Linked DNA regions of Homo sapiens: region 1 is linked to region 2. The links are chromatin contacts, found by Hi-C or POLR2A ChIA-PET in ENCODE. All regions are on one chromosome and are shown on one strand. Each heading gives the region's core, a stretch centred on a gene start or an enhancer-like site at or near the end of the contact. The rest is flanking DNA. Distances are from core to core; before and after follow the strand shown. Region 1 overlaps FBXO34 (F-box protein 34). Region 2 overlaps FBXO34 (F-box protein 34).

Evidence for each region. Hi-C counts contacts between places; a loop is a spot of excess contacts on that map. ChIA-PET counts read pairs that join two places held with the same protein, here RNA polymerase II (POLR2A). Pooled maps may share reads with other maps.
Region 1: a loop to region 2 is called in a map of Caco-2, with 4 times the contacts of the local background. The contact joins two enhancer-like sites. A Hi-C loop is called at or near these places in 6 of 168 maps with a recorded cell type or tissue (CD4-positive, alpha-beta memory T cell, Caco-2, Calu3 and 2 more), 2 of 37 single-sample maps with no recorded cell type and 5 of 50 pooled maps. POLR2A ChIA-PET finds 5 or more read pairs at or near these places in 8 of 52 experiments (CD4-positive, alpha-beta T cell, Caco-2, HepG2 and 5 more).

What each region holds. Positions count from the first base shown.
Region 1 is chr14:55,352,558-55,357,649 of GRCh38, reverse strand. It overlaps FBXO34 (F-box protein 34), which reads right to left. Exons shown (of 2, transcript NM_017943.4): 2 at 4,039-5,092. Among named protein-coding and RNA genes, the nearest start is that of ATG14, 57 kb to the left of the region's middle. RefSeq lists an enhancer at 3,018-3,107. Within about 2 kb of position 3,594, at least 10 of the 41 ENCODE cell types and tissues checked have a DNase peak (open chromatin) inside an H3K27ac peak, as active enhancers do.
Region 2 is chr14:55,315,040-55,320,101 of GRCh38, reverse strand. The region is part of intron 1 of FBXO34 (F-box protein 34); the gene reads right to left. Among named protein-coding and RNA genes, the nearest start is that of FBXO34-AS1, 45 kb to the right of the region's middle. Within about 2 kb of position 3,446, at least 3 of the 41 ENCODE cell types and tissues checked have a DNase peak (open chromatin) inside an H3K27ac peak, as active enhancers do.

The DNA of each region.
Region 1 (5,092 bases), core at 2,345-4,844, 37 kb before region 2:
AACGACAGAGTCTCACTTTCCTACCCAGCCTGGTCTCAAACTCCTGAGCTTAATGATTTTTCCACCTTGGCCTCCTAAAGTGCTCGGATTACAGGCATGAGCCCTTCATACTTCTTAATAAACAGATCTGAGACTTCAGTACCAGTATGTAAAGGAAAAGTCCACCTTAATTCAAAAAGAATGAGAGGGGGGTCCCAAAAGGAGTTTGTTCTGAGGCCTGTTCTCTGCTCACTGAAGGATGCTTGGCTGAGGGGGCCTCTGGGAGAAAGGGTAAAAGGTTTTGTTCTGCTTTGCAGATAGAGGAACATCACCTCTTACATGGGCTGCTGCCACATAAGGGACTGCCATCTCTGCTTCCATTTCAGTTCTTCCCAGACACTGGCTCTGCTCCCCTAAAACTGTTAAGGTCAAACCAACCACCTGGAATGGTGATGCTACCTTACTGTGCTTTTCCTCACATCAGTTTGGTATAAATGCACTGGATGTTACCCAAGGGTTTATAACCACCAATGTTTGCTCTTCCCAAGAGGTTGTGCAAACATCAGCTATGGCCACAAATGACAGGCAGGAAATGACATGTATGTCAGTTGAGACTGCACATCTCCCACACAGGTACCTTGACCAACTCACAAAGATTGCAACACTAGCTTTTTTGAGGAAAAACGGGGATAAAAGCAATCAGATTCCCAGCCTGGGCAACGTGGCAAAACTGTCTCCACAAAAAAATACAAAAATTAGCCAGGCATAGTGACATGCAGCTGTAGTTGCAGCTACTCGGAAGACTGAGGCAGGAGAATCACTTGAGCCCAAGAGGTTGAAGCTGCAATGAGTCGAGATCATGCCACTGCACTCCAGCCTAAGCGAGAGACCCCCATCTCAAAAAAACAGAAACAGCCAGGCACGGTGGCTCACGCCTGTAATCCCAGCACTTTGGGAGGCTGAGGTGGGCAGATCACAAGGTCAGGAGTTCAAGACCAGCCTGGCCAATATGGTGAAACCCCATCTCTAGTAAAAATAAAAAAATAAAAAAATCAGCTGGGCCCACGTGGTGGCGCATGCCTGTAGTCCCAGCTACTCGGGAGGCTAAGGCAGAAGAATCACTTGAACCCAGCAGGCTGAGGTTGCAGTGAGCTGAGATCGCACCACCGCACTCCAGTCTGGGCGACAGAGCAAGACTCCATCTCAAAACAAACAAACCAACCCCAGAAACAATCAGATTCCCCAAGTGTCAGACACTGCACAGTAGAGAATGCCTTTAAACGAGGCATACCCGACATACAGCTAGATAACATCAGCTCTCATTGGTTTAGTCGGTGGTGTACACAAAAGAAGGGCTCGCAGTGTGCAGGCTAATTTCATGTTTTTGTATCAGGCTGTAGATAAAGGAGGACAAACAGCCAGTCTGCTGAGTGAAGAAGGAACGGAGCTATGGAAAATACCTGGGAACACTCACATAAAAACAGTGCCCCAAGCTGGTCCAAAAAGGTTGGCACGAAGGTACTGACAAGTCCAAGTTAGAAGCGGTGATTGGACAAAGCCCAGGAAGGGAACCTCTAGGTCATAACATAACCACCGGCTCAGAGCCTGCTGCTAGGGGAGCTACTACTGGTGCTAACAGAACTGAGGTTATACCAGATGCACAATGAGAGGTACCGAGCAAACCCCACATAGCTGCAGTGGGAGTTTCCACCAAGGATGCTCCCATGAGACCAGCTATGGCCAGAGGACAAGGTCCTCCAAGACCCCTTTACCTCCCTGTCAGGTTTCTCATACTAAACAGAAAATTATGGTATGGCCCAGAGCAGTCAGGTCCTGGAGGCACTCCTCACATTAAAATGGTCACTCGAGAGGAATGCACACATTTTACAGAGTGTGTTGTGTGAGGCACTGTGGGCGATGCCCTCTGAGTTGAGTGCAGTGGGTGGGCAAGCTCCACAGTGGTCCCTCGGTATCTGCAGATGCTCAAGTCTCTGATGGAAAATGGCTTAGTATTTGCATATAACCAATGCATAGCCTCCCATCTACTTTAAATCACCTCTAGATTGCTTATAATACCTAATGTAAACAGTTGTTATGCTTGTATTGTTTAGGGAATAATGACAAGAAAAAAAGTGTGTATGTTCAGTACAAACACAATGTTTTTTTCTGAGTATTTTAAATCTGAGGCTGGTTGAATCTGCGATGCAGAACCTACAGATGGGGAGGGCCAAAGATACGGTGACAGACAAGAAGAGGGGCATGTGGTGGCAGATGTGCAGAGGGCGCTGAAAGGCACCCAGCCAAGCAGGGGCATAGGGTTGGGTTCCAAAAGAGGTATCTCCTAAGCACAGAGCCACCAACGTGCTTAGGGTTTGAACAGTCCTCTCGTATGTCTGTTTTAACCTGGAGTCATTTAAGAGAGCCTAAAAAAGCAAATGTTACTCTTACCTGAGCCCCTCCTTAGCTTTCAATTCACTCCTTCCTTGGGTCTGGACCATCCACTGGGCAGGGGAGAGGTGAACCACTCCAGGAATAGGAGCAGCAGCTCCCTGACTCCTCCTCTAGTTTCCCTGGTTCTGGTTTTTGCTTCAGATGATCAAGTAAGGGCTTGAAGTAGGAGGTAGGAGAGAAAAAAACTAAGCCAGGTGTACTGAGTCCCTGAAGAAAAGCTGAGGGGGGAGGTTTTCTCTTTTTTGGTGGGGGCAGGGGTGCAGTGGGGAGAGGCTAGGGTGCTGGTGCCCACACTGACACACTATCATGTCCTTTCTTGAATTCTGTGATCCTACAGCAATGCAGGAAAGCAGGTAGTGCGGCACACTACTGGAGACATTTTAAAAGCCTGCTGTTTTCACCAGCTTGGCACTAGGGGGCCCTGAAGAACAGCATCTTTCACCTAAGAGGAAAGCTACACTTGCCTAGAAATGAAGCCCTGGGAGGGGGTGTCCTCTGATGCCACCTGCTAATCCTCCACCTTTCATGCAGACAGCACCGGGAACCAGGTCCTGCCACATAGTTCAAAACAGATAACCGGCGATTTCTGAGGGACCCAAGTACTGCATGCCAACTGGGGCTGGGACATACTTACTGTGCCCTCTGCTCTTGGTCACTTTAACCCCTCACGCAGTCACAGCTTTGTGTCCCACATGAAAACCAGATCAAGAGTGGCTGATCTGTGAAAACCAACCAAGAGAGTTGTTTATCCAGTGTCCAGGCTGGGCCAGTGTAGAGCCATAGTCAATGTCAGCCATAGCTGACGTCTACAGGCAAGCTGTACTCTAGGTCCTTTATGTTGATCTCCTTTAAACCTAAATTATGAATCATAACAAACCAATTAAGAAGGCACTACTGAGATGGCCAGTTTACAGCAAATACAAGGGGAGTAGGACAAACACTGGAAACCTCAACCAAGGGGACAGCTAGGATTTAGAAGCATTTTCCAACATGCCTCACCTGGGTGAGTCATAAGGAAAAACACTCTTGAAGGAAAAGCTATTCTCAGCCTCCTCTTGATCCCGTGTCACAGACAAATCTGATGAGCCTGGAGGCTGCAGCCTACCATGTCACCAAGCACATCAGCCCAGCACAGCGCCTCCCCTAGAGCACGTACCATCCTTCTCCACAGCCTGCAGCCGACACTGGTCTCAAGGCTTTTTGGTGGGTACTCGATTTCAAGCCAGCCTAGTTTTTAGATCTTCCACCCACAGCAGCTTTCTGGGGTCCAACACCTCCCAACCCCACCAAGCACTAAGCAGCTACAGGCTTGAATAGATCCTTAGTGACTCCCAAATGATGACGCCTAGATAAGCTGTAAGAATCTCCTAGATAATACGTCACTCGAACAGGAAATACAATGGTTGTGAACAGACAACAAACGGAAGAACTGACAGGTTGCAAAAATTTAAACTTCAATGTTAAGTGAAGATGGCCTCTTCCGTGGCAGAAAAAAACACTTTATCTCCAACAATTCAAAACAATTTAAAAAATTCTTATGATTCAATTCACAAGAACCTTCTTCAACATTGTATCAAAACAGGAGAAAAAATCTTTGCAAAACTTGGGTTCCATTTAAGATGCATGTTTTTATTTAAGTTTTAAAAAATTTTGTAACCAGACAGGATAAAGTAGACAAGAATGTTATTATCTAACTATATAATATTTTCTCAATCTTGTGGATCACTAAAATATAACAAAGGATTGTTTTCTATGCTAATTTTCAGGTTGTCCAGTTAAACCATTATTTGGTATCCTTTGAGCAGGTTAGCCTTTCAACTATTTAGAGTTTCTTCTCAGAAACATTCATATATTATACAGGAAACATTCATAGTTTATTTGGGAAACATTCATATTTTATACAAGATGTACAAATTTAAGACTAGACAATTAAAAAAAAAAAACACAAAATTATAGCCGCAACACTATCCTAGCTGCATTGTGGTGATTATATTGTTCCGTTAGCTGTCCATTATATACAACTGGATTTTAATCGTGCTATTCACAGAGGGGCCAAAGCACTCATCTAAAGGTAAAGGCGCTCAGGTTTAACGTGCACTTTCATAGCCCCATGAAAACACAACCATTATATACACTGTAAACACCACAGGGCATGAAATCCACCTCCAGCCACAAACATCAATCTCACAGGATCAAGCATACGAGGTCTAAGGTGGGGTGCCTGACTTTTCTTTTTAAGAATACTTTTCATCTAAAAGTCCTGCTATTCTTTTCACAGGACAATATTCACTTATTTCAAATATGTTGCCAGTGCTCAAAACATTTCTGGAACCCATTTTTGAGGACTACCTGCAGCATCTGCAGTGAACTCTTCTGAATGTCCTGGATGGTGGTGAGTCTTCATCCTTTGAGGATGGGTTTGATTTAGGAAAACAGGCAGTTATTCACAGCCAACTGAATCCAACTGTGGGATACCACCCGGGTTCAAACATGAGATGCCACTATAAACAACAAGACCAATTTTTTTGTACAGCTCGTAAATTTAGAGTTTAGAAAATGCCTGAGCAATGCAGTCCTGATGATGTACAGATTCTTCTAGAGTGATGACTCAGGGGGCTACGCTCATTTGAACGGTGTATCTAGGTGTTTTGCAGCTTTAGAA
Region 2 (5,062 bases), core at 2,197-4,696:
TGGATAACCTGAGGCGGTCCAATTGCATACATTTTTTTTTTCACTTAAGGTGATTTGTTAAATATGCCTTTCAAGGTGATTTAACAGTTGTACCCTTAAAGGAGTTTCCTATGAAAGTTCAGGAAAAATTGGCCAGGTGTGGTGGCTCATGCCTGTAATCCTAGCACTTTAGGAGGCTGAGGTGGGTAGATCACAAGGTCAGATCAAGACCATCCTGGCTAACACGGTGAAACCCCGTCTCTACTAAAAATACAAAAAATTAGCTGGGCGTGGTGGCGGGCACCCATAGTCCCAGCTACTTGGGAGGCTGAGGCAGGAGAATGGCGTAAACCCGGGAGGCAGAGCTTGCAGTGAGCCGAGATTGCGCCACTGCACTCCAGCCTGGCGACAGAGCCAGACTCCATCTAAAAAAAGAAAGTTCAGGAAAAATAAATCCTTTCACACACTATATAGAATGTTGGTCCTGTGCATACAATCACATGAAAAAACCTGGACTAATTCTCCTGCCACCCATTCAGGGAAAGAGAATCCCAGGGTTATCACCAAAAATTACAAAGGATTAAAAACAAAACAGCCATTAACCCATACAGAGTCATCATATAAACTGAAAACAACTCAAACACAAACCATAGTGAGGGAAGAAGGACAGAATGGAAAGAAGAAGAACAAAAAGTTGTTGCCAGAAGTCCTTTCTATATAAATGCTTAATAAAATTTGGCAACTGGATATTTCTGTATACTGGATTTTTAAAAATAATTACCATCTTCACAACTTTGAAAGAGAAGGTTCACCTAAAAATCGATCACATGTACACTGTATGATAGGTACAGTGTCAAAAGAAACTTGAACAGGTATTTATTTCTTTTAGATACAGCTGTCATTGTCTTGAACCACAAAAATCTTCTTTTAAAAAAAGTGTAAATATGTGCATTCCTCAATAAAGGAATCCAGGAGTTTCTTAAGTGCCTAACAGACCCACATTCCCCCTTCTTAATCCATAGGAATAATAGGCAAATTTTCCTACTTAAATTTCCACCTTCATATCCTATGACCCTTCTACACTGGCCATCAACAACAAAACCATCAACAAATAGACAAAGGAGAACTTAGTGGACTGTGAGATGACCTAGTGTGAAATTAAGCACAATGAGAGTCTAACCAACTCAATAACATGAAATCCCATGGAGACAGTCACAAGACTGGAAGACTCAATCTTCCAGTCTTGGATAACAGAGCAATAAATGCCTACTTGAGAGCGAGTGAGATGACCAGGTCACCAGATCCAGCTACTGATGGGCAACTGGAATTGCTGAAGAATTAGAGACAATGGAATACTAATTGTTCCAATTCTCAAGACCAAACAATATGACCTGAAACTATTTTGTGTGTTTTCTTATCTCCTCATACATCCATATAAAAAATATAAAAAACTGATAAAGCCCAGTACAGTAGCTCAGCCTTATAATCCCAAAACTTTGTGAGGACAAGGCAAGAGGATCACTTGAGGCCAGGAGTTTGAGACCAGCCCTGGGTAACATAGCAAGACCCTGTCTCTAAAAATAAAAACAAAAACAAAAAAAAAATACAAGTCATGTAGTTGAACAACCACATATAGATGGTTACTTCTTTAAGGAAATGAAAAATACCCCAGAATCAGTAAAAAAAAAAAAAAAAAAAAGTTACTGACTGCATATATATATATATATATATATATATATATATATATATATATATATATATATATATATATATATATATATATATATATGACTTGCAAACCAACAGGGGATTGGCTATGCCTATTTAGAACTTAAATTGTTTAAGTTATTTACCTATTTTTATAAAGAATTATGTCCCAGACTTCTGGTTAAGGATGGTAGACTAAACACATAGCTCTTTGTTGATCCTTCCCCAAAGACCTAGGGAAATGTAAAGACATAAACTCACAGGTCAAAAAGAACTGGAGATTATAGCCATAAACTTTAAAAGCTGAAAAATAAATGAGTAAGAGTTAAAGAACTCAGATAACCCCCAATAAAGCCAAACCCTAAGGTAAGCATCAGGGAACATTCTCTTACAAAACGTTCAGAAATTAAAAGTAGAAGATAAAACAGGAGGGATTAATAGAAAATGTTTCTGAAATGCAATCCAATTCCCATATTCCCTTTCTTACTCTTAGGCAGGCAGGCAAATACCTACCCTTGCACAAGGCTGAAGATAATCTTTGCAGAGGGTTAAAACAGAGGATTATCTGGACCAGGGATCACGATGTAAGGTGGGACAGTTTAAGTGAACATGTGCATGCCAGATCCCACTCCATGGTGGGTTGGTAAATGTTTACCAGCTGGCTAAAGGAAGGGGTAATGGGGAGAATGAGGGCAGTTGTTTGTAGTATTTGCTGATTCTGCGGTATAAATATCTTACCATGGCAGCTTCAAGCTACTAAATGATGTCACTGAACACAGTTCAGAAGAGATGCACAGTATATATTACTATACAGTATTTCACCATATAAACAGAATAGGAGAGCATCCATAATAACAAAATGTAACAAAACAATTAGAAAGTGATGAGTTTTTAGTATTTATTACCGTTTTTTGGTTTTTGTTTTTGTTTTTTTTGAGACAGGGTCTCACTCTGTCACCCAGGCTGGAGTGCAGTGGCACAATCTCGGGTCACTGCAACCTCTGCCTTCCCGGGCTCAAGGGCTTCTCCCACCTCAGCCTCTCAAGTAGCTGGGACCACAGGCATGCACGACCTCGCCTGGCTAATTTTTACATTTACCTTGGCTTTTTATATAACTTATTTAACTACAAATTTGTATAATTTTAAATAATTGTTACATTTAGCAACTGGCTTGCAAAATTTCTGAAAATTTAACAATTGGCTCTGATAAGCTAGTATGAACCAGCTCTAACACACCACTGACCCGAGCCCACTCTACCCCTTCCCAAAAGGCTGACACAGTAAGGCCTTGACTTCCAGGGAGGGGAAACTGGAAGAGACTTCTGTGGGAAATCTGATCAGCCATTATTCTAAAAGGAGAAACACAGAGATACTGAAAAATTCCCCAGTCTAAATTTGCCAGCCAGATCATCCCCCAGTGAAGCTTAGTTGATAAGCCGTACTTGCATATTCAGAGCTTCTAATCAGTTTTTTTAGAATCTCACTATTGAATATGAGCAAACAGCTAGACATCTCTAGCATAAAAGATAGAGATAAAAACAAGAAAAACAAGTTGGAAAAAAGAGAGCAGGATCAACTTTATAGGCGTGTGACTTGGCCAGTCATGCAGAGCCGTGGACTTTGAGTCTGAAAATCGGTTTAATGCTCTGCTGTTGCCGTCTTGAAATTCTTTTATGGCTTTTTTTTTTTTTGAGATGTTCCTGCTCTGTTGCCCAGGCTGTAGTGCAGTGGCATGATCTCAGCTCAATGCACTGCAACCACCCAGGTTCAAGTGATCCTCCCACCTCAGCCACCTGAGTAGGTGGGACTATAGACATGTGCCACTGTGCTAGGCTTTTTTTTTTTTTTTTTGGTAGAGACAGGGTTTTGCCATGTTGCCCAGGCTGGTCTCAAACTCCTGAGCTCAAGGGATTCACCCACCTCTACCTCCCAAAGTGCTGGGATTACAGGTGTGAACCACTACACCCAGCTAATTTTTTTTTTTTTATTTTTGTAGAGACAGGGTTTCACCATTTTGCCCAGTCTGGTCTCGAACTCCTGAGCTCAAGCAATAGACCTACCTTGGCCTCCCAAAGTGCTGGGATTACAGGTGTGAGCCACTGCACCCAGCCTGTAGTGGAATTGTTTAACAAATGCTGAACAAGGGACTCTACATGTTCATCCTGTACTCAGCCCTGCAAATTATGTAGTCAATTCCTGATAGAGACTATGCAGGCAGAAGAAACCTCTGGAGAAAAAGAAATCATTATTATTTTCAGAAATATAAGAGAAAATATTCAAATAAGAAGAGCAGTATGCTACCAAAAAAAAAGAAGACTAAAAGGTGATACAGGGCAAGCACAAGCATGCTTTCTCAGTAGAAATGAAAAGCTCAAAAAAATACAAAGAAATGAAAAACGCAATAGAAAAGGAGAAAAACATTGGAAGACCAGTCCAAAATGTTCAATATTTGAATAACAAGGTTCAAGAGAAAACTAAGGAAGAAAAAAGGAGGGGAGAAAGTCATCAACAAAATAATGCAAAAGTAGTTGCCAGATTGCAGGGGTTCATAATTACTCACAATGATGGAAAGGATTCCTCAAGTACTCAGCATCAAGTACCTCACCACATTAAGGCACATTATTGTGAAATGTCTAATGCTGAGGGACAAAGAAAAGAACTGATAACATGAAAAATCAGGAATCAGAATGGCTTAGGTCTTCAGGAGCAATGCAGGAAGCATAGAAGAAACTAGAAAACAATGGAACTTCCCTTTAAAATTCCAAAGGAAAATTTCAAGCTAAATTTTATACCCAACCATACAATCGATTAAGAGTAAGAACAGAGTAAGACATTTTCAGCCTATTAGGATCTCAAAGTTTAACTTACATAAACCCTTTCACAGGCAGCTACTTGGAGAACCTGTTCTGCCAAGATGAAAGACTAAACCAAGAAAGAAGACATGAAATCTAAAAAACAGGTAATCCAATACAAAGAGGTAATGAATATCTCTAAGGTGCTGGTAAAGGGAAGTCCCAGGATAACAGGTATACATAAAACCAGTAGGCAACCAGTCCAGATGGGAACACATCTTCAGGAATATGAAGATAATAGAATACTTGAAGTGTCTGACTTTCCTGAAAGTAAATAAGGACAAGTTACAATTTGAAATAAATTAGTGAGAAGTTAACAGAAAAGTAAACAATAAAGAAAAACATAAATTTCATGGAAAACCAAAAGTAATAAAGTAAAAGTAGTCACAATTACTACATGGCTTAACTGTGAATCTTAACATGCACTTTCAGTCTTAATGTGTCAACACTGAATACTAGAATACTAGTCTAAGCAATGTTATAAATACCTATACCAGGGAAATGGGGGGACAAAAACATTCCTG